Linked DNA regions of Mus musculus: region 1 is linked to region 2. A link is a loop called in an ENCODE intact Hi-C map of the cell type or tissue named here. Cell type or tissue: left cerebral cortex. All regions are shown on one strand. Each heading gives the region's core, and the rest is flanking DNA. Links, peaks and the distances in the headings are about the cores only.

The links. A loop is a pair of places that touch in the nucleus more often than their neighbours do. Peaks named below come from ENCODE experiments on the same cell type or tissue, not always from the same donor. Only the 100,000 strongest peaks of a DNase experiment are listed, where the experiment ranks them.
Region 1: a loop joins it to region 2, with 2.8 times the contacts of the local background. A loop is called at or near these places in 10 of 42 quality-filtered maps.

Annotation. Positions count from the first base shown.
Region 1 is chr12:88,703,265-88,715,829 of GRCm38, reverse strand. No RefSeq gene overlaps it. Among named protein-coding and RNA genes, the nearest start is that of Nrxn3, 85 kb to the left of the region's middle. In left cerebral cortex, for the core only: CTCF peaks have their summits at 6,396 and 9,659; DNase peaks (open chromatin) are centred at 2,207, 6,463 and 7,842; H3K27ac peaks cover 619 bases.
Region 2 is chr12:88,399,761-88,412,325 of GRCm38, reverse strand. It overlaps Adck1 (aarF domain containing kinase 1), which reads right to left. Exons shown (of 11, transcript NM_001277297.1): 4 at 10,150-10,353. Among named protein-coding and RNA genes, the nearest start is that of 3200001D21Rik, 29 kb to the right of the region's middle. In left cerebral cortex, for the core only: a CTCF peak has its summit at 7,024 (motif pointing left); DNase peaks (open chromatin) are centred at 3,430, 4,017, 7,023 and 8,584.

The DNA.
Region 1 (12,565 bases), core at 2,201-10,200, 300 kb before region 2:
GAAATCATGACCTAAAACTGTTGATCAAAGCAGTGTTTCTCAAAGTTTATTTATCAAACCAGACTCCTGTCAGAGGATCTGTTTGTCTATATATTTAGGAAATTCATAGTATACATTTTAATATTAAAATATATTATGTATAATAATGTCCTAGTTGACTTTCTATTACTATGATAAAATGCTAACCAAAAGTGACTTACGGAGGAAAAAGTTTGCTTCATCTTAAAACTCCTGATTACAGTCTTTCCCTGAGGGAAATCAGGATTGGAACTCAAGGTAGGAACCTAGAGGTAGAAAGTGATGATGGAGCAATGTCATTCTCCATGGCTTGCTCAGCTTGATTATGTACGCGCATGGATATATACATTTACATAGATATGTGATACACACAGAATCCAGGCCTACATGCTGAGGCATGGCACCACCCACTCACACTAACTCTTAATCAAGAAAATGTTCCAAAGACTTGCCTACCAACCGATATGCTGGAGGCATTTTCTCAGATGAAGTTTCTCTTCTCAAATGACTAACTTGTGTAAAGTTGACCCAAAAAGAAAGAAAGGAAGGAAGGAAGGAAGGAAGGAAGGAAGGAAGGAAGGAAGGAGGGAGGGAGGGAGGGAGGGAGGGAGGGAGGGAGGGAGGGAGGGAAGGGAGAGAGAGAGAGAGAGAGAGAGAGAGAGAGAGAGAGAGAGAGAGAGAGAGAGAGAGAGAGAACTGCACAAATACATTTCAAAAGAGCCCTACAGGAAAGAGACCTGCTTAATATTTCTTAATCAAGTGTATTATAAGCTTATATTATTCCAGCCCATCCCTCACTAGATACCTATTTGCACTAAGAAAAGCTCATGAGGTATTTTTATGGAAGAAATACATGTTGGGTTTCACTTCTATTTGCCATTTAATCATATGGTCAAGACATCTCCAGGAAAGCATCTTTCTTAAAGTATGGAGATGGGATCCTCTTTATAACAACTGTAAACATATTTTCAAACTCGGATTGATCTGTTCCTGGAGCATGAAACTCATTCCCTTACAAAGCTAACCAACCCATCTGAATAGCTTCAGTATTAGAAAATCTTTACATCAGGGCCAAATCATCCTTCCCACAATGCATCAGGAAGCACTAAAATCTACCTCAAATTCAGCACCCTGCAAAGGAAATGAGTCACTGCTCTTCATGTTCACAGATGTCTCTTGTACTAATAGACGTACAAGCCTACATCTCTCAGATAACCTAGAGTTTCAAGTATGTCTCAGAACTACAGAGTCCTATAGCTTAAAGGGATTTTTTAAAAAATATTTTCTACTCCAGCCTCCTGGGCATTTGTACGTGTGTATTTGTTCACGGGTGTGCACATGAATGTGGGTAGAGGTGAACCTGCCGGAGATCAACCTCTGATGTCATTTCTCAGAACCTATCTATTTTGTTTCAGAGACAGGTTCACCTGTTAGCCTGGAGTTTACCAAGTGATATATCTGGATAGGTCAATGAGCCCATCTCCACCTCTGAGGGCTAGGTCTTCACCTCCTCAGACCACAGCATCCATGGTTTGGCTGCTCAACATTCCCCTGAACTCTTACATTCTTCCAAGTCAAAGGCCCTCCATGCCTGACTTTTTCACACAGGTTGAGGCTCAGACTTGGATACTTATACTGGCATGGTAATCGCTTTATCAATTGACCTATCTTCTCATCCCTCTACTCCTCTTATATTTCGTTTAATTTTATTATTTGTTGGGAGGGGATGACATACAGCCTCACTCTACATCTCAGGCTGATCTGGAACACGTCATTCTCTTGTCTTAACCTCATAAGCACTAGAGTTAGAGGTATGATCCATTATGAAAAGCTTCATTCATCTTTTAAAAATGCATGTCTTGTAAGATCAGACAAGCAAGAAAAGTACCATGTGCAAGCCTGGCTTTGAATATAGAATGCTTTGGGTGCTCTTTTTTTTTTTACTTCCCCAGGAATTCCTGGATGTTTGAGGTTCATGCCTAACCCCTCAGGTTCCTTCAGAGAAACACACAGAGATTCCCATAGCCTTCCTACTTGTACCCTTGTCAGATGCCACACTGGGAGCTAGATGAGTCAGAGAGCTCACCCAGCGTGGGGAGTTTTGTGTTCCAGCATCTCTCCTCCTGGAGTGTCCAAGCTGGGGCTGTTCTTCACCCCACGCTGCCTCCTCTCCATCACTGCCATCTGCACCTCCTTCCCAGGGATCACCATCTGCTTTCCTGAAACCACTCAGCCGCCCCCAGCTCTTTGCTCTGCTTACAAGCCCACTCCTTGATCCACTCTCCTTGCAACTTGAGCCTTTCTCTTTCCTTCCCACAATCTTCATTCATTCTATTTTCGCCTCCTCAGACCAGAGCTTCCATAGTTGTGTGCTCAACATTCCCCTGGATTCTTATATTCTTCCAAGTCAAACCTTTACTCACCAGGAAGTTCCTCAAGACTCTATGGTTGGAGTTATTTTGCCACCCAGTCATATATGTTTGCTGAAGAAATCACTAAAACTCATTATGACCCTTTTCTATACCAACCTAGGCACTTGTATTCTAAAATGTTACTCCTTATGCCCATTGCATACTCCTCTTACAGGAAGTCCTTCCTCACAAGACAGCAAAGGGTAAAGCATAGTACATATTAGGCAAATGCAGAGTGATACAACATCTCAATAATATCTCTGCAAGCAAAACATATAACCACCCATTCTTACAAAAGTCTGTTCTTCAGGGAACTGGGAGATGGCTCAGTTGGACAAATTTTTGCACTGCACATATGAGTGCCTAAGTTCAGCTGCTCAGGACCCATATAGAAATATGAGGATAGCAGCATCTGTAATCTCTGTGCTGGGGTAGGGGAGGAGGGTCAGAGACAGGCAGATCCCTGAAGCTCAGTGGCCAGCCAGTTGAGCCAAATTAGTGAGGTTACAGGTTCAATAAGAGACTTTGTCTCAAAAATTAAGGCAGAAGCCAGACATGGTAGTATATGTCTTTAATGTCAGCATTCAGAAGGTATCTGCATGTACATATACATAAATCTCAAACCAAAAGAGAGATAAAAATGTAGAGATAATCAGTTTTATAATACCTAAAACCTGCAAACAATAAGTTAAAAAAATGTAAGAATTTGGGCACTTAAGAAACTGATGATACTTCCCGCAAGAGTGGCATCTATTCTGCCCCATATGCTTGACACATGTCATCTCATTTAATATTAAGAGGAATTCTTGCCAGGCAGTGGTGGTGCATGCCTTTAATCCCAGCACTTGGGAGGCAGAGGCAGGTGGATTTTTTAGTTCAAAGCCAGCCTGGTCTATAGAGTGAGTTCCAGGACAGCCAGTGCTATACAGAGAAACCCTGCCTCAAAAAACCAACCAACCAAACCAAACCAAACCAAACCAAACCAAAACAAAACAAAACAAAACAAAAAAGAGGAAATTTTGAAGCTGGAAAAGAAGTTTAGAGAAGGAATTCAAACCTAAGCTTCAGGACAGGTTCACTTCCTTGTCCTCCGATATAATTAAAGGTATGGTCCAAAAGATTTTAGCCTCAGGTCCTTCAAGAATGGATCTTGTGTTATAGATATGAGCTTCATTACCTTGCTTCTTTCTTTCCCTCACTCGTAGTGCACCGCTTCTCAGACTGTGCCTTTTATACCTTCCTTTTCTACACTCCCTTTAGAATCCTTCCTTTTCTACACTCATGTTTTCCACTACTCCCTGGATGAAGTAGTGGTTATTCAGACTCTAGGAGACAGAAGTTCTACTCTAAAATCCGCCTCCCAGGCAAACTAGAGTCCTGCGTGAAGGCTGATGAAGAGGGACAGGGTTCAGTGACTAATGTTCACACACACTGATGGTAAAAATACATTTTAGATAGTGAAAATACATTGTTGACCAAGGAAACCTCAAAATACAAAAATCTGGCATGTAACTATGGGGACAAGGGAATCGACCTCTTCCCCCACCAAATACTCTGATGCATCTGCTTCCAAACTGGGAATTAACCTATGAATCTACAGTCTCTGGTAAATGAGGAAGTTGGCACTATTATGCCAAAAAAGCATATAAGAAAATTACTGGGAAGTCTATAAAATTGATTGAATATGTTGGATACGGGTGAGTGTGATACATCAGGTTTCTGGGAAAGGGGCAGGATGTTCTTCTAACTTCCTAGAGAAGTCAAGGAAAATGGATAGCAAGCCCATGGGTTCAGATGACCACCTCATTTCCTTCATCTCTAACGTCAACATAAGGTATCATAGAGAAAAACTCACAATGAGAAATGCAATACTCAGACACACATAGCAAGGTGTTCTTGCTTGGGCTTCTGAGAGCCAGTAGCCTTTACTAACTGGAAGTGGTTTCCTATCTACAACTTTTTCACAAGCCACACAATGGATTCTTCCTTCTATATTTGGTCTTACAAATCTATTTGTTAACTAACTCCCCTTCAGTGTTAATCTTCTAAGAGTCTACAAAGATATAGTTCAATTTTCATTCCCCTATTTGTAATATCAATTACAGGGAAATAAGCAATAAACACAAGACAGAGCTCCTGCTTATATACTTTACATCCACAGGTAATGATAGACACCAGACACCAATAGCACACATACACAGGAGACATCATTTTTTAATGCTGATAGCTACTGTGGGAAAAATGAAACAAAACCATGCGATGTCATGGGAAAATGACCCACTTCACACTGTATAGTCAAAATAGAGCCATGAAAAACTATTGCTCTGAGTTTTGTCTGATGGCATGCGTATAATACATGGATGCTTTCCAACACAGTGGGACAAACATCACTGATAAGGTTCCAGATAAAATGTATATAAAATTTCAGTAATGACATTAATAAGTCTCATTCTTAGAAGTCATTCTGTAAAATGGAGTGAGACATTTGCTACAGGGAGGACAGGAAAATGGGAAAATCAAACATGCAATACACACTTTTGAGGCTCAGGACACATACACACTCTTTTTAGCCTTTGGTGGTTGAGTACTGAAGGCAAGGGACTATGGCAGCAGACCACCTACTATCAAATCCTGGCTTTACCATCTACCAGCTGGGAGATCTTCGACAAATTGGAAAATATTGCCTTATTTTGAAATCTTTTAAACAGCTACAGGGCCATGGAGATTAGTCAGTGGGTAAAGGTGTTTGCCACCAAATCTGACAATCTGACTGCGATTGACGGGACCCACAGGATGGTGAGAACTATCTCCTGAAAGATACTGGACCTCCACATGCATACACCTATGAACCTACACACATACACACAATGAATATATAAATTGATTGAGTATAATTTTAGAACGGTTTAAATAGTTACAATAATAGTTGCTCTCTCTTCAAAGGTTGTGATAATTAAATAATTTAACTTATGTAAAGCACTTAGAATAAATCACAGAGTCTGGTAAGTGTTGTATAAGTATTACCATATTCATCCCCAGCTGCAACCCTTCATGAACATTCATGCACATATCAACATCAGGCATCCTCCCAGACCACTCCTCAAGGCAATCAGTGCAAAGACCCCTGTGCAAATTGGATGAGGCAGATCCCAGCAGGAAGCTGATTTCAGACCTAAGCTTAAAGAGGTTTCAAAAAACAGGCAGAGGTGAAGATGCAGTGCATGTAGAATTGTAGAAAACTATAATTCCTTTAGAATCTCATCAAGACTCCAAATAAGCATCAGTACCTAACCACACCCAGTTTACAGAAGTTATAAAAGGAGGCCCCACATCCTCTAGGCACTTTCTCTGATATCTCCTTGGCTAGAACCATTGTCTGAAGACCAGTGATCTTACTAACAAGATTACAACATTTGCTAAGAAATACAACATTCTGGGTTCACCCAGTTGATCCTTATGAGCCTTAAGTGTGCCCAAGCCTAGCATACAGTTTAGCATACTAACAGTTTGTGGAATAAATGAATTATAACTCTTTGTTTGTGCTTCCAATAAATAATAATACATTCACTGAAACTAATCAAAGCACTTACTTTCATTTTCTCATCATCTAAACCAAAAACTGTAATAATAATAATTGTTATTATTATTATTATTATATTATAATAAATTCTAAAACAATCAGTTGGCGTTTTATAATAAAGCAAAGTGTGAAATCTTCATTAATTTTAGGTTGGACATCCATTCTATAAGTTTAAAGATCTGGTTTCATCTAAACTCTAATTTCATATTGTCCCATTCGTGGTGCAAAACAAAGAAATTTTTAGAACTGAGGAGACAATTTCCCCTCAAATTTCGTAGAGAGGGATATTGTCTTCAGCACCACGGAGAGCTCCCAGGCGGCTCCGCAGGGTACTGAAGAGCCAGCATTCTTCACAGAGTGTCACCCAGACTGCACACCGATGACCCCTAGTGAAACCCCATGGCCGCTGCAATTCAAACCCTGATACTCAATAAAAAAAACTAGTAAGTCTGGAGAGAATGGGCCTGGAGACAGCTGACTGATCCGTGCAGCTACTTTTGTGCCAACTCGGCATTTTTATTTCCCTTTCACCCCTCCCCCACCAGAAGTTAAACGTCCAAGTGAATTCAAAAGCTGCAATCTAAACTGTGATCCGATCAAGCTGGTCACACCAGACAAAACTGATCTTATAGGAATGGTGACTTTATCCATTTTGGAGAACAGAGTTCATTACAATAATAAGAAACAGAATAAGAAATAAGCAGAAACGGGAAGAAGAGCAGCCACAGCAGAACTGGGAAAGAATTCACTTTACTATCATTTTGGAGGATTAATTCTAAGCTTCCCTCCAATAAACATCATTTTTCACTCTAGTGGGAGGTCCGGAGTCTGAAATTATTCAAGTTAACTTTCAGAGTGCATCTATCTCCTCTTGCCAAGCTCAATGATATTTGTTTAATTGTCACTTGGCCTTCTGCATAGTTCACTGTGGAAGTCCACACACTAGCAACCAGATAGTGAGATATGGATGCTTAGGAATGACTGAGTGTGTATAGTACACATCTTGGAATAACTGCAGAAAACAGGAAAGTAAAAAGGAACCATTGCCAGAGTAGGTTGAGGAGTAACAGAGATGGGGATTGCAGGCTACAAGGGATCTGATCAGAGAAAGGAAAAAAAGGGAGGTTCTTTAGACAAAATAATAATTGTATCTGAAAAGTCCTATGGAATCATACTGTTAACTCTTTATGTAAAAAAAGCATACAATAATATGCATAATTCTGTGTATGAATATATAGAGATTAAATGAACTTTCCCCATTTGGGCTGACAATGCTTACACAAAGAGAAAAACCTAAAAAAAAAAAAAAAAGAGCTGAGACCACCTAACAAAAGCCCCAATACCAGACATGAGAAGCCTTCTTTGGAAGGCTTTGTTGTTCGGGGCTGTCCAAGAGACTCCCAAAACATTTCTGCTATTCCCCTTGCTATTCCCCCAGAGCGAGAAGGAACTTAAGGTTCTATCAAGTAATATGTACGTCAGGACTAGGGTTTAGGGATGCCTGAGCTGGAACTGTCCTGAATGAATGCAGGAAAGGGAAGGAAGAAGTTATGTAATTATATTACAATCTCAAAAATAAAAGAAAAATAGAATGTGAGCCTACAAACACACCCCACCATAAGCTGTAGTTTTCTGTGGCTCTACATAGAAAGGGAAACTGTGTGGAGACAATTACGTGTGCTTCAGATAATGGGTTATTTTTAAACCTGGCCCCCTCTAGGTCCTTTGCCTACCAGCCAACATAAGTGGGAGGATTATATAATTACTTGGAGTCTTCTCCTTGGAGATACTAAGTATTTCAGGCCACATCCCTTCAGCCACCTCCTCAGTGGCAGCCACAGTGTACTGATCACCTTTTCTGAGTTACTACATGCTTTCACACCTCTATTCTTTGCCCATGCTGCCCCCTCAGCCCAACACCCCCTCTTCACTTTTCTTCCTTCCAATCTCCTCATCAAGCTAACATTATGTTCATGCCTCAAAGCTCAGATCAAAAGCTACCTCCTCCATGATGTCTTCCGAGATGTCGTCTATAACCGCCTTCCACAATAACCATTTCCTTCCCTAGTCTTATCTTACATTAGATCTTTCTGTTTCCATGCCCCTATCCAGATTTAACCTCACAGAGAGCAGGCATCTCTCTCTTTTTTGAAGTATCGTCGGCAATACCATCACACTGTGTGGCTTCTCATTCATCACAGAAGGCTATAATACAGTTTTGAATTGATGAGCGATTGAACAAAATTGAACAATGGAAAAGGGAATTTGTAATGTTTTTCCACAGTCATCTTTAGCTAAAATCTTGAATCAAAAGTAACTTGCAAACTGTGTTTACAGATCCATTATGCCCACTGAAGGAGGAAAGGGGAATAGCTAACTAAGCCTTTCACATAACTGGCTAAGGCTACGTTCACCGTCTCTGTGGATGGAACAGATATTCCTTCAATTTGGGGAAGTCTTAGTAACTCCTTTGCCCCACTACTGGGATATGCCCAGAAGAAGCACAGTTTCTGTACCCCAGTTATGACCTCCTGTTGCTTGGTGCTATTTGCCACCATATTCTTATGTGAACTTGACTTCTAGCCTCTCCATAATTGTATCACCACTGGTTTAATAAGCCCTGTACACATTCTACTGTGTTTTAGAGCCTCGAGTCATGAATCCTTCAAGCCATTATCCAGGGTAGCTGAACACAGGAATGTGGCTGTGAACACTGTACATGAATATAGCTGTTTAGAGTCAGGATCATCTCTTGCTGCCACCACACAAAGGACAATGCACTATTAGGAACAGAGCACTCTCCAATTCCTGTGAAAGCAATTATGTGTGCTTAAGATAATGGATTATTTATTAAGCTTGATGTCAAAGAAATGTCTCTTTCACAACCCTTCCGCCAGCAAGTGTCAGTTCCCAGCAACTGCATCTTCCCCTTCCATCACTCTTGGCATTGGGTTTGATGGTGAAAGCTAAGGGAAGGTAGATGAGCCTCAAGTGTAATCGGACTCATCGCCAGGATCCTCTGTGGTGAGCTAGCTCTGGATCTATCTTCCAGCTTCCTGGCTTCCTAATTCTATATACTGTCTTCATGAACCCTCATTATATCTTATTCAGTTCCTTTCAGTTCTCTTGGTTGAATTTGGGCAGATGATGATAATGTTCCTGCCTTGTTCAGGCCACTAGAGTCTGTGTTATGCTTTTCATCTCTCTGATTCCTGATTTGAGCTGCAAAAGGGAGTCTATCTTCTTGCTGCCCAAGTCCATGATAAGAAGATTGTACATGGCACTAGGAATGAGACCAAGAAAGTAACAGCATCCTCCCATGAATTCAGTGGTCCACTCTTCTACATGATCTCATAGTCACCTGCAATGGCCAGTTTCCACTTCTCTCAGATCACCTCTCATTGCTTCTCTGAAAGGAATAAAGAAAACAGGAAACAGAAAACGTGGGACTGAGTTTGTACATTCATTTCCCATAAGCTGCAGGGGACCACCCATCTCGAGCCTTAGTTTCTCCATCTGTAAAGTGGAAACTCTATTTAACCAAAGTATATGAGAACTAAACCAGATAACAGAGAGGCGATGTTAGGATGTTCTCAGAATTGTAACAGGAACAGGGTAGGACTTGAGGACCACTACAGTTAGTGAGGACTTGAGGCAGGTGGGGGCAGCAGAGGGCCACTAGGGGAATAGAAGGAAGGACAGCTTTTAGAATCTTTGGTTCTATGAGCAGGCATTGAAGCAATTAGGTCCTTTAAGAAGGACATATGGTAGAGGGAGGGGATAGAAATCAATCGGATAAATGTACAGGGTCTACTCAGATAGAGTGTGAGGTTCCTAGGACAATTGATACCACAGAGATAGCAGGGAGCCTGGGTGCCCAAAACCTTGCGGTGATAGAGCTTGCCTCCTCTCTGGTTGCTTTGGAGTTACCTCCCCACAGAAAACAAGTTTTGTCAGTATCAAGCTAGGCAACACATATGAGCAAAATTATTTCATGGGCTAAGTCTTTAAAGTGCCATGATTTGTATCTTTAGCCCAACTATAAAGGTTTAAGACTGAACTAGGCTGATAATAACCTTATCTTAAAGCTCTTATTTTGTCTTTTGTTTTATTTTTAAAACATCCTAGCAACTTTTTTTTTGTCTCATGATCATCTACAAAATGTACATCTCAGATTAGCTTCCCACAGGTCCTGAGAAAGGTATAAAGTGAACATCTGAGAGTGGTCCAAGAAGTTCAAATACACAGACAAAATGGAAAAGGACTGTGAAAGGAGTCTGTGTCTGAAGAGTCCGTGAGTGGGACTGGGCCATGGCTCAGCAGGCCTATGGAACACTCTGTCTGCGAGGCAAAAAAATGAAAGTAAGATGAGGTTTGGGGCATGGGCCAAGCATACAAAAGATCATGTGGCCTTTAAAGGTAGTGACAGTGTCATCTTCTCTGGATTCCCAGTGCTTCTCAGAGGACTTGGTGCATAGAAATGTGCCAGGGGTGCCTGGTGAAAGAAAGAAAGAATGAATGAATAAATGAATAATACTAATTCCTTTGGGCTTCTATCATGAGACAGTAGGCCATATACAGTCTCACAGAGGATACATTTCACAAGTAGATTCTGTTTTTATTGAATGAAGAGAAGGGGTGTTGTTGTTTAATTTGCACCCCAAACATTCTCAGGACAGTTGCTTTAAACTCTCAAGTAGTTTACGAGGAAGTGGGGGAGGGGTGCTTGTCTTCTTCATTACACCCCACCCTATCCCATTTTGCATCTAGAAAGGCCTTTGGAAGGGTGAGTTTCCAAAAGCACCCTACAGACATTACATCCTTGTCACCAGAAATTCTGATGAATGACTCAGCTCTTCATGAGTCCCTGGTGTGTCCCTAGGCTGCCATCCCCAGCCTGACTGTGCTGGCCCTTTATCTCTGCATCTCCTGCTAGACCCCTAGTGCAGCACCGGTAGCACTAACCCACTTTTACCTTCTGCCATGTGGTGTGGGTCTGTGGCTGAACTGGAAAGAATGAAAAAAAAAAAAAAAGCTAGACAGCCATTTGGAATCTTAATGAGACCAAGTCCATTTCATTATGTTGTCATTTCATATTTCACCACTTTGACAAGTGATGGCACAGGAGGCCTCCAAGGGGCTTGCTGCTTCACACACGGGGTGCTGAGTGGTGGGAGTGGGAGAGGAGTGGTAGAAAGACAGGAGACATTCATGCCGCCCACCAGCGATGTCCCTGCCCATGCCAAAGCCAAAGGAGGAGAGGAGGAGGGTTTTCCCTGGAGACTGAAAAAGAGATCCAAAAGCAGGAGGCTAATGAAAGACCTTTGACCAGGTTAAACAGGAGCTCAGATCAAAACTGGGCAGGAAGGGAGGAGCCTCCCCATCCCGGCAAGCTCCCTTGCATGTTCTCAAATACAAACAGAGCTGGCCTCGGGGCATCGTAGAAATTGCTATTATAAATTCAGATGGTGCACCAGGGGGTGCCTCATTTTCTATTATTGTGGCTGGTCTCGTGAGCCACTCCAGCAATAGGATCTCAAAAGTGCAAGTGCTACCCCCGGGGGCACCGTTAGAAACACATTATTTTAAAGCACCGCAATAAAGCATGTGCTCAAACAACTTCATTGAAATAAAGATTAATACAAAGCATGTGTTCCTTGGCCGCCTCCCACCCACACCCCACAGCCTTTACCTTTCCCCTCACACAAACACCTGGGGTTCACCTTCCTAGCTCACCTGCCTTGTCCACAACTCAAGGCTTGACAGGGTAAGGGACACTGAGTGAGGGTGACCATCAGAAGAGAAGGTGGGTGAGGCCAGCAGTAAAGAGATGAAGTGAAGAACCAAAGGGAACAAGCTTGAGATTCCAGGCATCTTTTCTTTTTGCCAATGAGATACAGTGGGAAGAGGCATAGACAAGGAGTCAGGGATGCTGTCTTCCTAACCAGGCTCAACTGCTAACCAGACACTTTAACGCAGCACAAGCATGTGCTTAACCACTCGGGTCAAGTTTTCCACTTCGGTTATATTTTCTATAAAAGAAAACTCAATGCCCTTCCAGTTCTTCCATTTTACAAGTTACAGTTGGGCTGAAACAAACTAAGGCAGGTTGTTTAAAATGTGCAAAGGAAATGGGCCCTTCCCAAGTAACGTGTGCCTCTTTCTCCAAAGTGTATCCTCAGTGAAAGTGCTTCAACTTGCCTCTCCATGGGGTGGGTCCTCTCTAGCTCATACCAACAACGCAAGGTGGGGGGTACGACACTCATTTCTCAGAGCAGCCAAGGATTTCAGAGAGCTCACATGATGTGATTCTTTTTTTCTCTTTTCCCTGGAGGACCTGGAAGAGCAGGTGGCACAGCAGAACCCATGGGCAACAAAGGAAACCTAATGCTATTCTGCATACAAGGGCTTGGAGCAGGAGGATGCTTGCCCTGATGAGGTCAGTGAGTAATCTCACTAAAACCCATATTCCCCCCTCTTTCAGGGAGCTCTCTCCTGTTCTCAGTGTTCACAGAGTGGGGGCTGATAAGAGAGGTTCTTCTCTCTTTGGGTGTAC
Region 2 (12,565 bases), core at 2,642-10,641:
TTCCACATATGAAAGAAAACATGCCAGCACTTGCCCCTCAATGTCTGGCTCATCTCACCTAACACAGTGATCTCAAAATGACATGTTGCTGTGAATAAAGTTTCATTCTTTCTTCTTACTACATAATCTTCTCACATGCAGATACACAACACTTGCTTTTGGGCATTTAGATAATACCTATCCTATCTTAGCTACCATGAATACTACATGACATTACAGATGTCTCTTTGCATGATGAATACTTTAGAGTTAATACTACTGACTACTGAACCTTAAGGTAGTCTGATCCAAGCTTCCTGACAAACCTCCACACGGTTTCCACAGCAGATCAGAAAGTGCAAGAGGGGCAGGGAGTGGTGGTGCACACCAATAATCCCAGAATTTGGGAGAACCAGGAAATCTAATCTACATAGCTCGTTCCAGGCAAACCAGGGATACCCAGCAAGATCCTATCTCAAAAGGAAAAAGAAGAAAAAAAAAGTATGGAAAATTCTCAGTTCAGTTCCCTATATTTTTGTCTTTTTGCTAAGGGCCATGTAGTAAGTTCTGGTTTCTTTAAAAACTCAGCTGTGTTATGTGAATATGTTTTTGTTTTAATCCCAAGTGTGGGATATGAGGCTGCTTCAGAGCAGGTGATTATGATTCACCTGGTGCACTAGCAGGGGCGTGATTTTCTCCAGCTACATAGAGTTTCGTTCTGGGGACTCTGGAGAGCCCCAAGAGGACCTGTGCAGGCTGCTGCTCCCCTTGCTGCTCCTGGTTATTATCGTTGTGGTTTGACAAGACGTTGAAGATATCCTGGCAATGAAGAATGGACTTGCCCCAAAGACCCCAATGCCCCTAGTCAGCAGGAAGTAGCCTAAAAAGGTCTCTGTCCCCTTTCCATGATAACCTTCATCCTCTTTTACATAGTGTGAGGGGTTGGAAGGGATGAGGATGGAATGAGGGTTGGAAGGGAGGCAGAGGTATAAGAACCAAATAAAATAGCTTAAAAAATACGCCAACAAAGCACATTCAATTGCTGTGAGATATCTCATTTTCAGGAGGCTGGCTGTGAAGAAGTTGAAGGTTGAAACAGAGTTTTTGCTATCTATCCCAGGCTACTCACTACGTGTCTCAGGTTAGACTCCAACCTGCAGGAATCCCCTTGTCTCAGCCTTCTGCTGGGCTTACAGGTGTGCACCTCCACTCTCAGTGCACATGACTTGAAAGTGCCTTTCCCTAATGAGCAATATTGAGTGTTTTCCTCAAATTCTTATTAGCCACATATATGTCTTCTTTTGAGAACATCTACCTGTTTCTTGTTGGTTTTTATCTTTGTTGTTTTGAGATAGCAACTCACTGGTTGGCCTAGAACTCACTCTGTAGACCAGGCTGGCCTGAAACTCATAGAGATCCTCCTGCCTCTGCCTCCCTAGTGCTGGGACTGAGGGAATATGCCATCACACTTAACTCTTGGTAAATCATATTTTTCTATTGAAGTGGGAGTAGGAATTTTTTGTTCTGTTTCTGACAAACCATAGATATTATTCCTTTGCTGAAGAGACAGCTTGCAGATACTTTCTTCCACTCTGCAGGTGGTCTCTTCAATCTGCTGACTGTTTTCTATGTAGACGCTTTCTTGTTCTGTTTAGTTCTGTTCCTGTCTATGTTTCTGAGGGTTACCTAAGACATCACTGCCCAGGCAAGGGTTCTGAGGCATTTCAATATGGCGTATATCTTTCAGTCCTTACCACGGCCTTATTAATACACAGGTTCTTTGATCACCCCTGACTACAGACAAGGAAACCAAGGCCCCAAAGATCTTACCCAGGATAGCACAGAGCACCTGGGGCTCAAGCAGGACTCCAATTCCAAGTCAGACAGAGTCTCCACTCACCCGACACTCCTCTGCTAGGTGGTTTTGGATAGTGCCTTGAGGGAACCCCTGAGACCATAAGCCAGCGTAGAGAAGACCAGATGACCAGGCAAAGCACAGGAACCTCCCTGGGGAGCCAGTGAAGGCTTCAAGAAAACAGAAGCAAATTCTAGAATAACATTAAAGAACATTTATTAAAACCTACTATATACCAAGTCTAAGTTGGGCACCATAGAAGACTCAGTACTGGAAAGTAATAAACTACAAGTCCTAAAAAGGGCCGCTGATCCTGACTGGGGGACCTGAGGAAGCCACAGAAGGAAGCTTCATAGGAAAGCTGTACATCAGGACCCCATGTGGGATGGGGCTACCCGCTAAAAGGCAGGTGGTGATGGTTAGACACAGCAGTTCAAACAATGAGAACAAGCCCAATGAGCACACGGGGGTTGCAGGGAGGGGTTGAGGGAAGGGATGGGAATGAGAACAGAATGAAACAGGACACATGCAGGAGACAGCTCAGCAGCTAAAAGCACTCGCTACTCTTACAGAGGACCCAGGTTCAGTTCCCAAAACCCATAGAGTGGCTCTCAACCATCTGTATGCCAATTCCAGGGGATCTGACTCCTGCCTCTGACCACTGTGGGCCTAGGCATGCACATGGTGCATATATATGCACGTAGATAAAAGATTCATACACAGAGAAAAGACAGAGGAGCCCTCGAGCAGCCCAGAAGGACAGGCTGTAAGACAGAGAAACGGTTCCCACAGCTCTTGCTCTTTCCACCATGGGGCTCTCTTCACAGACAGGAGAGCCACCTGAGTCAGGCATAGTGGTACATGCCTTAAATCCCAGCCCTTGGAGACAGAGGAGGTGGATTTCTATGAGTTCGAGGCTGGCCTGGTTTACAGGGTGAAACCCAAAACACCCAGAACTACATAGAGAGACCCTGTCTCAAGAAGAAAAGAAAGGACAAAAAAGTTACAATCAACAGAGGGAAGGTGCCGGGAGGCAAGACTGAGCGGTGGGGGAGAGGGGGCCAGGCTGAGCCAGGGCAGAGCTAGAAAACGGCCGGAGCAGAGACTCAGCAGACAACAAGAGGATCAGATTAAGAAGGACGGGGCTAGGGTTGGGGACATCAAAAAAAGGACTATCCAGGCTGTGTGGCCACTACTCGCCTGCCTCTCCTCCAGTGACTAATGGCAGGCCATCCATTGTGGCTGACATTAATGCTTCCCGCCATCCGTCTCCTACTCATTAAATTACCATTTTATGGCCAAAATCTTTCTCTCTCATAATTGATAAAAATCTCCTTTTGATGTTTGGCATTATTGAGGAAAAATGTTTTTTATTCTTCATTATGTTTTTAATATAAATGTATTTTTTTTTTTTATTGAGATCTGCTGGGAAGGCAGGATGAGGACAAGCCAGGAGGAGGGTAATGCTCCCTTCCCCCTCCCCCTGCTTCTTCATCCCAGCTGCATGGCTACCAGATCCTTCTGTTCCATTCCCAGAACACTCACTTGGTGGCCTTCTTAGCGACAATCTGGGAGACAAGATGGGTGCCAGGACAAACAAAGGTGGCATTCAGGCCAGGAGAAGCAGGTCAAAGGACAGCTGAGCCGAACAATGAGATCCTATAGATGACTGCAGGCCAGTGAGGCAGGCTGACCTCAGCAGGCCCGGCCAGAGTATGAACACCAGGGACCAGGAACCAGGGAGCAAGCACCCCCTCCCCACCCCCCAGGGAGAAGGGCTAACACAATTTCTGCACAGGGGGAGCTCAAGAAATACCATGCCTAACAGGAGGTCAGAGAGTACAGTGCTCTAACAGTCCGCCTGAGCTCACCTTCCCAGTCTACAGAAAAAGAAACAGGAAATAGACCGAGGCCACAAAACTACTATTGTATTGATTCAATGCAAACATCAAGGGTCACGTGAAGGTCCCCTCAAGGGCCACATGGAGAACTGAGGTGGTTCGTCTGTGCTCCGTCCTGCCTAGGTCACTGCGCTCAGATACTGGAGTAAATGTTACTATACATGGATTTTCCGTTTCTTTTCTTTTTTTTTTTTTTTGCCTGGGGACTGACGTCAGAGCCAGAGCCTTGAGAAAGCTAGGCAAGCACTCTTCCACTGAGCTACACAGGAAATCCAAAACCCAGCCCCTGGGTTGTAAGACATTGCCTCACCATGTAGACCAGGCTGGCCTCCAACTCTCAATGCTCCTGTCTCCACCTCCACAGTACTGGGACTACAGACCTTCGCATCCAATTTATTAGTAAAACAGGTTGCCCTCCATATGTGAGTGGGCCTCATGCGATCAGATGATATCCCTGAAGCAAGAGGGGATCCTGCCAGCAGATGGCCTTCACGGTTGAACCTGAACTACACTACTGGTTCTTACTAGGATTCTGGCATGACCGCTCTGCCAGTTTTGGACTTGTCAGCCTAGACAATCACATAATCCAGGTTTTAAACAAATCTATCTTTCTACATATCTATAAACATGCATACATCCGAGATACAATACAATCATGTCTCATTTCTTCAGTGTCTTCTGAATAACCCAGAATAACATAGGAATGAAACTGTTCCCAGCCCTAGTGAAGAGGCAAGAGCCCAAGGGAAAAGCTGCCTGCAGGGGACACTTCACCAAGATTTCCGTGAGCCAGCAGCACTTCTGTGCTCCCTGCCCAGACTATCGCTTCACCTACCTCTCCTTCCTTCCTGTCTTTGTTCTGGTGGGTCCTTGTACCCCACAGTGTTGTCTTTCTGGCCAGGACCACCATGTTGAATAAGCAGCTGACATCTTTAGGGCAGGAGTTTCCTATCTTTTCTGAACTTTTGATTCAACCCAGAACAAAACATGACCAATCATCCTCCACGTGCCCCTGTGAGCTCATACAAAAATGAATGTATGTACCTGGTATACAACAGCACCCCTATATCTCTTCTGAATCTCCACAGAAATTCCAGCCTCATGTTCCACGGAGAACACTAAGTCCCTATAACATATAGCACTCATGAAAACACATTGCATCCATCCCTAGCAACTATTAACAACAAAATAAAGTCAATTCTATATCCCTGCACCCCTGGTAGGGGAGTTCAATGACAAAAGACAGACATAAACATGTTTCAGAGGTCACAAACCAAGCAAGGGCTTCCCTTAAGAAAGGCTGGTGTTTCTAGACTCAACTGTAGCCAGTGACGTCATTCTCTTTAACTTCTCCTAAAATTTTAGGGGTGAAGGAGCCTCTGTCCATGGTTTCCATTTTGCTTGCTCTGTTTTCTTTTCCTTTATTTCAGTATAGCCTCACTCACATATCGCAGGCTGGCCTCAAACTCATGATCCCAGCATCTCGAGAACTACGATATGGATGTCCATACCGTGTCTACGTGCTTGGATCATCTGTAAACATGTTACATCCTGACTCGCTTGTGTCCGTGGAGAGACATGCCTATGCAGGAGTGTGTCTGCAATTAAAGACGGCAGTGCCAGTGTAGCTGACAAAGATGGCAGTGCCAGTGTAGCTGATAATCATTATGATCACTTCCTGGGCGCCACTAACCCTGAACTCTGCTTACTTTACTTGCCCACTTATAAAAAATAACCACATCTGCTGGACATGAGGGCGCATGCCTTTAATCCCAGCACTTGGGAAGGGGAGGAAGGCAGATCTCTGTGAGTACAAGGCCAGCCTGGACTACAGAGTGAGTTCCAGCACAGCCAGGGCTACACGGAGAAACCCTGTCTTGAGAAATAAAAAACAAACAACAAGGTAACCACATCTCTGCATCACTGAGACAACCAGGCTCAGCGTATCCTGCCTTTCTTTCTCCCTTATCTCTAGGTCAGTCTCTTCAGCGTCCCCTGCTCAGTCTCCTCTCCAGTTCATCCATGCCCTCAGACTCACATCCTGAAAAGAACATTGCAGGCCTTTCAGAACGTGGCCTCAGCTCCTAAACACTACAGTCTAGTCAACAAAGCTCAGCCACCTCCCAGCTTCTGCCTCCCCTACCACTACACCTTGGCTGAGCCCACATCACCCCCAGTGTGCCCTTCCTCCCATCTGTAACTTTGCTAATCCCGCTCATCTTTGAAGAACCTGGGTCACATGCCACACGCTTCAGAAAGTCTCCATTTGCTTGAATGAGATCCCTCTCTCTCCTGCAAACCCGTTGGACCCTCGTGTAACCGGGCATTACCTTGATCAACCTATCTCACACGATGGGGTCTGGAGTGAGGTCAAACCATAATTGGCCACATCAGGGTCTAAAACCTGCTCCTGTTCCCACATATGCCAGCTGTTTCTACAAGCAAGAAAAAGAAGGAAGAGGAAGATCAGGTGCTGAGCCTCCAAATCACAGGCTGTTATAACTGGAGGAGGCTCACACTTCTTCATAGGACTCATGCATGAGACCAAAGACTGAGAGCGGGTGGGGTGGGGGCAGAATGCTTGTTTAATGATCAGGAAGCAAAGAGAGATGAGGCTAACAAATCCCATCAAGGGTCCCTGTGATGGTCAGTCTTGGCAATCAATGTAATAATGGTTATCAGAACTGCCACAGAAATTAACCTGCTCCCAGTGTCTATAAATAATTCTCTATATTGGGTTAGTTGAGGTAAGCAGACACACCTTAAAAGCGTGTGGCAGGCTAGGGTCCCATACTGAATAAAAGGAGACAGAGCTAATCAGTGGTGTTCATTGTCCTCTACCTCCTGGTGACAGGTGCATTGTGACAGCCTCGGACATGCCGCCACACTTTACCTTCACAACGAGAACCAAATAAACGCCTCCTTTCCTAAGTTACTTCTTCTCACATATTTACCACATCAACAAGAAGAGTAACTATTACAGTTCTAGGTGGCCTAACTCCTCCCAGTAGGTCCTTTCTACTACAGGTGGATGGCCTGACTCCAAAGCTAGGGCCTTTTAAAACACAGATCTTTAGAGGACAGTTACTCAAACTTCAGCAACAGTCAACTGACTCATGACTCGGGCCTGTACCTGCCCCAATTGTGGTGGATATCAGTCTGGTCTCCTTGGACCATGCCCAAGAATAAAAAGAGCCTGAATCTCATCCTTCAGGGTACCCCTTGTGAGGAAAGGGCCAGGGCTCCAACACATATCCCTGACTTGTAAACTCAGGTGCCACCTGCTGACCAAACGAGATACTGCATTTGGACCTGTGGCCCTAAGAGTAGTCAGGAGAACAGCTGAGATACTCAACTCAGTCCAGACCAAGGTCACTTCTGAGACAGGAGAAAATGTCCCTGTCACTTTAAGCCCCACCAGCTCTTGGGCCTTCTCCTATTATTTTCTGCTGCCTTTCACTTAGCTTAGTGGCCCCCAGAACTCTTCTGAGCCAGTCCCTATGCACAGATGAAGACCTTCAGTGACCTTTTTCTCTGTACCGTGGTACCACCTGATGTCCAGGGGTAGGACCTCACCTGGAACCAAGTGTTATCAGGGGGCAAAGAACACAGCAATGATGTTGTCTCTGTCTTATATCCCATCCCTATAGTGGGGACACCCTCTCAGGCCAGCCTCAACAACCTGGAACAGGAAAAGGTTTGAATACACAAAAGACTCTCAGGGACTCTGTGGATGGGAAGGGTCCTAAAGAAACATATGAACCAAGCCTTCGGGACCAAAGCAGTATGCTAAGCTACAGCTCCTGCCTACGCCTGCCTGTAGTTTTTGAACTCAGGATGACCTTAAAGCCTGGCCAAGGACAAGAGAGCTAAGGAAACGGTGAATGCTGAATGTTCAGCTTCTTCTAGCTACATCCTGGGACCGGGGATGGAGCCCGCTGCTGCAGGGGTCCTACAGCCAGAGAGAGCAGGAATTTGTACAGTTCATCAACACTGTCCTTAAAGAGAGAGTTCTTCCCAAGCAGTTCATGGGAGGGGCTGGAAGAGGAGGGGGTGCAGAGTGAGTGACTTCCTCCGCCCTCACAGCCCCATACTCACCTACCCAGCCTCCCACACAGCCCCTTTCCCCTCCCCTCCGCCCACAGATGACAGAGCATGTCCCTAGAGGACAAACACCACTTTCATGGGGGGGGGGGAGACTCTGATTGGGTACCTATGGAGCCTGTGGTAAGAAACCAGAGGCTTCTAAGCTCCCCAGGAGTGAGGGACAGCCCATGTTCTAGTTTCATCTAGAACCCAGATGAGAGCATCACTATCTCGGGAGGACGACAGACAAACAGAGGCAGTGGTCACACAGCCATTAGGCTTAGTCCTACAAAGCTGGAGGAGACTGGAGAAGACACCACGAATCTTTAGGAGACATCTTCCAACCCCAAACACCCTGCAGCCAGCTGGGGGGCCCACCATGACTGAAGACACTCTGACTTTTCACCTCCCTCTGCCCTGGCCTGGTCTAGAAGAAGGCAGTGAACTGCTCTTGCCCCACTCCTTACTCCGAAGCTTCTAAGAGTTAATCTTCTCCCCCCCCACCCCCCACCCTCACATCTTCCCCTGCTGAGTTGCCACATGCCAGTAATGATGTGCTCAGCACTGTTATTACAGTGACTTATTTCGTTTTAGCTTGGGAAGGGGGATGAATCTCACACTGCTGGAAGCCAGAGGCCAACAGTCTCAGCAAGAAGCAAAGGCATGCTGGCTAGCACCAAGGCCAGCCCCGTGGTTCCTCTATCCGAGTCCTGCTCCCCCTGGCCTCCAGCCCTAAGTCAATCTGCCTCTCACTCCTTCTCCCTCTGGATGAAATGTTCCTCAGAGCAAGGCAGCTGGAGGCATCTGTGACTGCCCAGGGCCCCACATGGTCAGATCACGAGCCTCTCTGCAGGCCAAGTCATTGCCGGTACACAAGATCTCTTTAGCTGGCTGCTGGCTGCTTACTACCAGCTCCACAAGTCAGTTAAAAAACAAAAACAAAAAACAAAAACAACCCAAAACCTGGGAAAGGTCATTTTACCTATTAAACACTGATTCCTAGTATACACCTTACTATTCAGGTGCTGCAGGTCCAGCGGAAATGGACTGTCATGGTCTTCATCCCTAAAGGTTTTCTGATTTGCAATAGAATGGCCTGATGCCAATCAAGCGACAATGCAACCCTTGGAGGGGGCTGAGTTGTGTGGGCCTGATTCAGTCTAGGGTGGTCAAGGACTTCCCAGGGCGGCTACAGAGGATATGGGATAACAGCACCAAGCTCTCTGCCTGGCATCTGCTAGATGGATGGACAGATGGACAACTGGCCTAGCATCATCACCTGGCAGACAGGGACTATAGTAAAAAAGCAAGCCAGGCAGAACAGACACCAAGACCACAGGCTGTGACGGCTAGGAGTGCACAGTGAGAGCGGATGGGCAGAGCCTATAATCTTCCTGCCATGTACGGTGGACACTGTGGTCTTCCTCATTTTACAGAAAAGGAGAGGTGACAAGCGCTAGGTCCAAGTCTGTGCCTCCAGAGCCCTAACTCAGGTTACCAGGACACTCAATCCCCGCCCACCCCCCATGCTGCAGCAGTCATGAAACAGGTGGGTGGTAGAGACCAGGTGGGATGTGCAGTTGTGCCTCAAAAGACTTATTAAGGGTTTTATTTTATTCTTTGTGTGTGTGTGTGTGTGTGTGTGTGTGTGTGTGTGTGTGTGCTGTCCTGGAACTCACTAGGTAGACCAGGCTGGCCTCAAAACTCACAAAGATCCATCTGCCTCCATTTCCTAAGAGCTGGGATTAAAGGCCTTGACACCATGCCCAGCAGGAGTCGCCAGAGGCAGTCAACAAAAGAATACAGCACCTTGCACCTTGGGTGGCAGCTAAGAGTAAACTTCCCATTTCTGGGAGATCAAGCAGGCTCCATGAGGGTCTACCAGAGCCTTCCAGAGAAGCCAGTGCAGCGCACTGGATGGTGTGCTGACGTCATCCTACGCGCAGAGTGCTGCCCTCCATCCCTCAGCTGTAAAATGGAGTCAGTGAAAGTTCTCACCTCACACTGTGAGGACCAACTGTGACAGTGTAGCACACAATAGTTATCAGCATGCGGTAACCCCCAGGGGCTGACAGACAGAATTAGATTGAAGTGTCTGGATCCTCCTAGGTTACCAGCCAACACTGTTGAATACAGACATCTCTTAGTTCAGCTAGTGACGGCCTCTGAAGCTCCTTCCAGCTTCTGGTTCAGCACCGAATGCTGCTGAGACATGTGATTCTGCATCAGTGATGGATCCTAGGCCCAGGCCGCCAGAACTCCACTGGAGCCTTCTGTAAAGGCTCACTTTCCGATCTGGTCCCTCCCTGCTCCAGAATAACAAGGTACCTCCTTGCCCAGGTCTTCTCGGATGACCTGCCGGACCTCTTGCATGCTGCTCTGTGGGGCTTGACTGTGCAACACCTTCAGTGTGCTGGTGTACTCTTCTGGCAGCAGGTAGTCCAGCGCCCCCAGGTGCTGGCCCACCTTGATGAAAGTGCCCCGGTTGGCACAGCAGAGCTCAAAGAGACGCCTGGCAGAGCGGAGGTGCACCTGCAGGTGACAGACAAGCAAGAGGAGTGAGTGCAGTCTGTTCCCTGAGTGGCATTCCATTCTCCTGCCTCTCTGTTCAATCACCTTTGGTTACTCCCCAGTGTCCTGGGCAGCAGGTACACACCACACACACACACACACACACACACACACACACACACACACACCACATACACAACACACACACACACACACACACACACACACACCACACATACACACACCACACACACTCACACACACACACACACACACACACACACACAAATACAAACACATGTACGTATACACACATACACACATAAGACACACACACACACATATACACACACATACACACACACCCTCTCTTTTCATCTTTTACTTTAACGTTTTCCTTGTCCTCAGTGCAGTCAGCTCTAATCTCACACTGAGCCCAGCCTCTGCACACAGCCTGGAGCTTCCAGTCTCCTCCCATTCCATCAAAGCTTAACTGGTTGGAGCATCACTCCCCACAAATGAGTATTCACAGCTATTAACCAAGACTAATATACTGACTCATTCAAGGGTATACTGAGCTATCACTTTTGCCACCTACTCCTCGACCATCCAACACTTCAAGTTTGTTTGCAACTCTACCACTGACAGGATGATAACAGTAATAACAGTAAATAATAATAATAGCTATTCATATGCATCACTTTTTTTTAATCCTCAAAGTAGTTCAGGGTGGCAGAGTTGATACCTTCAGAGATAAGAAAATCAGTCGTCTTATTTAGAAGATAGAAATGAATCCCTGATCGAAGGCTACAAAACACTGAATCTCGGGCTTTATTCCCTCACATGAAGCAGACTGCTGGGCAGGTTGTCGATGACGGGACCCTTTGTTTACACCCTGAGGTGATTCTGACCTAATAGAGCTGAGAGGTGTCCCCACATGCAACCAAGCTGGTCCTCCTGAGTCCTCAGCCCAGCCAGCTAAGGGTCTTGAGATGAGGTAGTCCTGCCTTGAAGGATGGACAGCTTCTAAGGAAAGATGCACCTTACATATAACTTAGGAAACAATGAGTCCCAGTGTGCTGTGGGGACCTGCTACCTGCTTCTACCCATGAACTAACTACGGAGTTTGAACACTGAAGATGAACTTACACTTTCCGATGAGAAGAAGAAGAATGAAATAATTGGCAATAAAGCCATGTGAAGAGTTAACAAGGGTGGAAGAAATGTCTCCCCGTCTACTTAGTTGCCAGGGGAGCCACACAGCCAACTGTTGCTTTAGATCAACAGTTCTTAACCTGTGCATCATGAAAGTTTTCACAGGGATCACCTAAGACCATTAGCACAGATATTTATATTATGATCTGTAACGGTAGCGACATTACAGTTGTAAAGTAGCAAGAAGAATAACCTTACAGTTGTGGGTCACCACAACATGAGGAACTGTACTAAAGGACCACAGCATAGGAAGGTTGGGAACGGCTGTCTTTGTTACTAAGAAGAGAACACCGGGGACCTGGAGAGACGACTCAGTGGTTAAGAACACGGGCTGCTCTTGCAAAGGACTTGATTTGCTTCCCAGCACCCACAAGGCAGCTCACAACCATCTGTGGTTCCAGTTCCAGAGGATCCAGTGCCTTCTTCTGACCTCCGTGGGCACCTGGCACATCCACACATGCAACCAAACACTGAGACACATAGAATAAAGTAAATAAAAATGTTAAAAATTAAAAACAAAACAAAAAACACTGCAGCCCTACATACCCATGTCACAGCTCTAGGCTGTCTTCAGGCCCACAGGGACCCGGCCATTTTTAACCCTGTATGGTTCTGATGCCCATCACAACCCATTCGAGGGGAAACCTATATTCCTACAGCTTCACCCTCAGTGGAGTCCTCCAGCCTTGGTGCAGACAGGGTCCGAGAGTCACCAAAGGTAGTTGTTTCCTCTAGCAGGAAACAGTGAGAAAGAAATGAATCCTAAGTTGGAGAGTGACCCCGAGGAGTCAGAGTTCAGAGGCAGGGAAATTGCCTTAAGAAGTGGGAAGCAGAAAGTGGAAGTGCAGCTCAGTAGTAGAACACCTATCTAGCATCCATAAAGGTTTCTTCAACCTCTGATGACAAAGAAGGGGAAGCAAGACAAAGCTGGCCAGTGCCAGCCAAACAGCAGAAGGACAAATGAAACTGGGTAGAGCAGAGGCCATAGCAGGCCAGTGCCAGACAGCAGAAGGACATA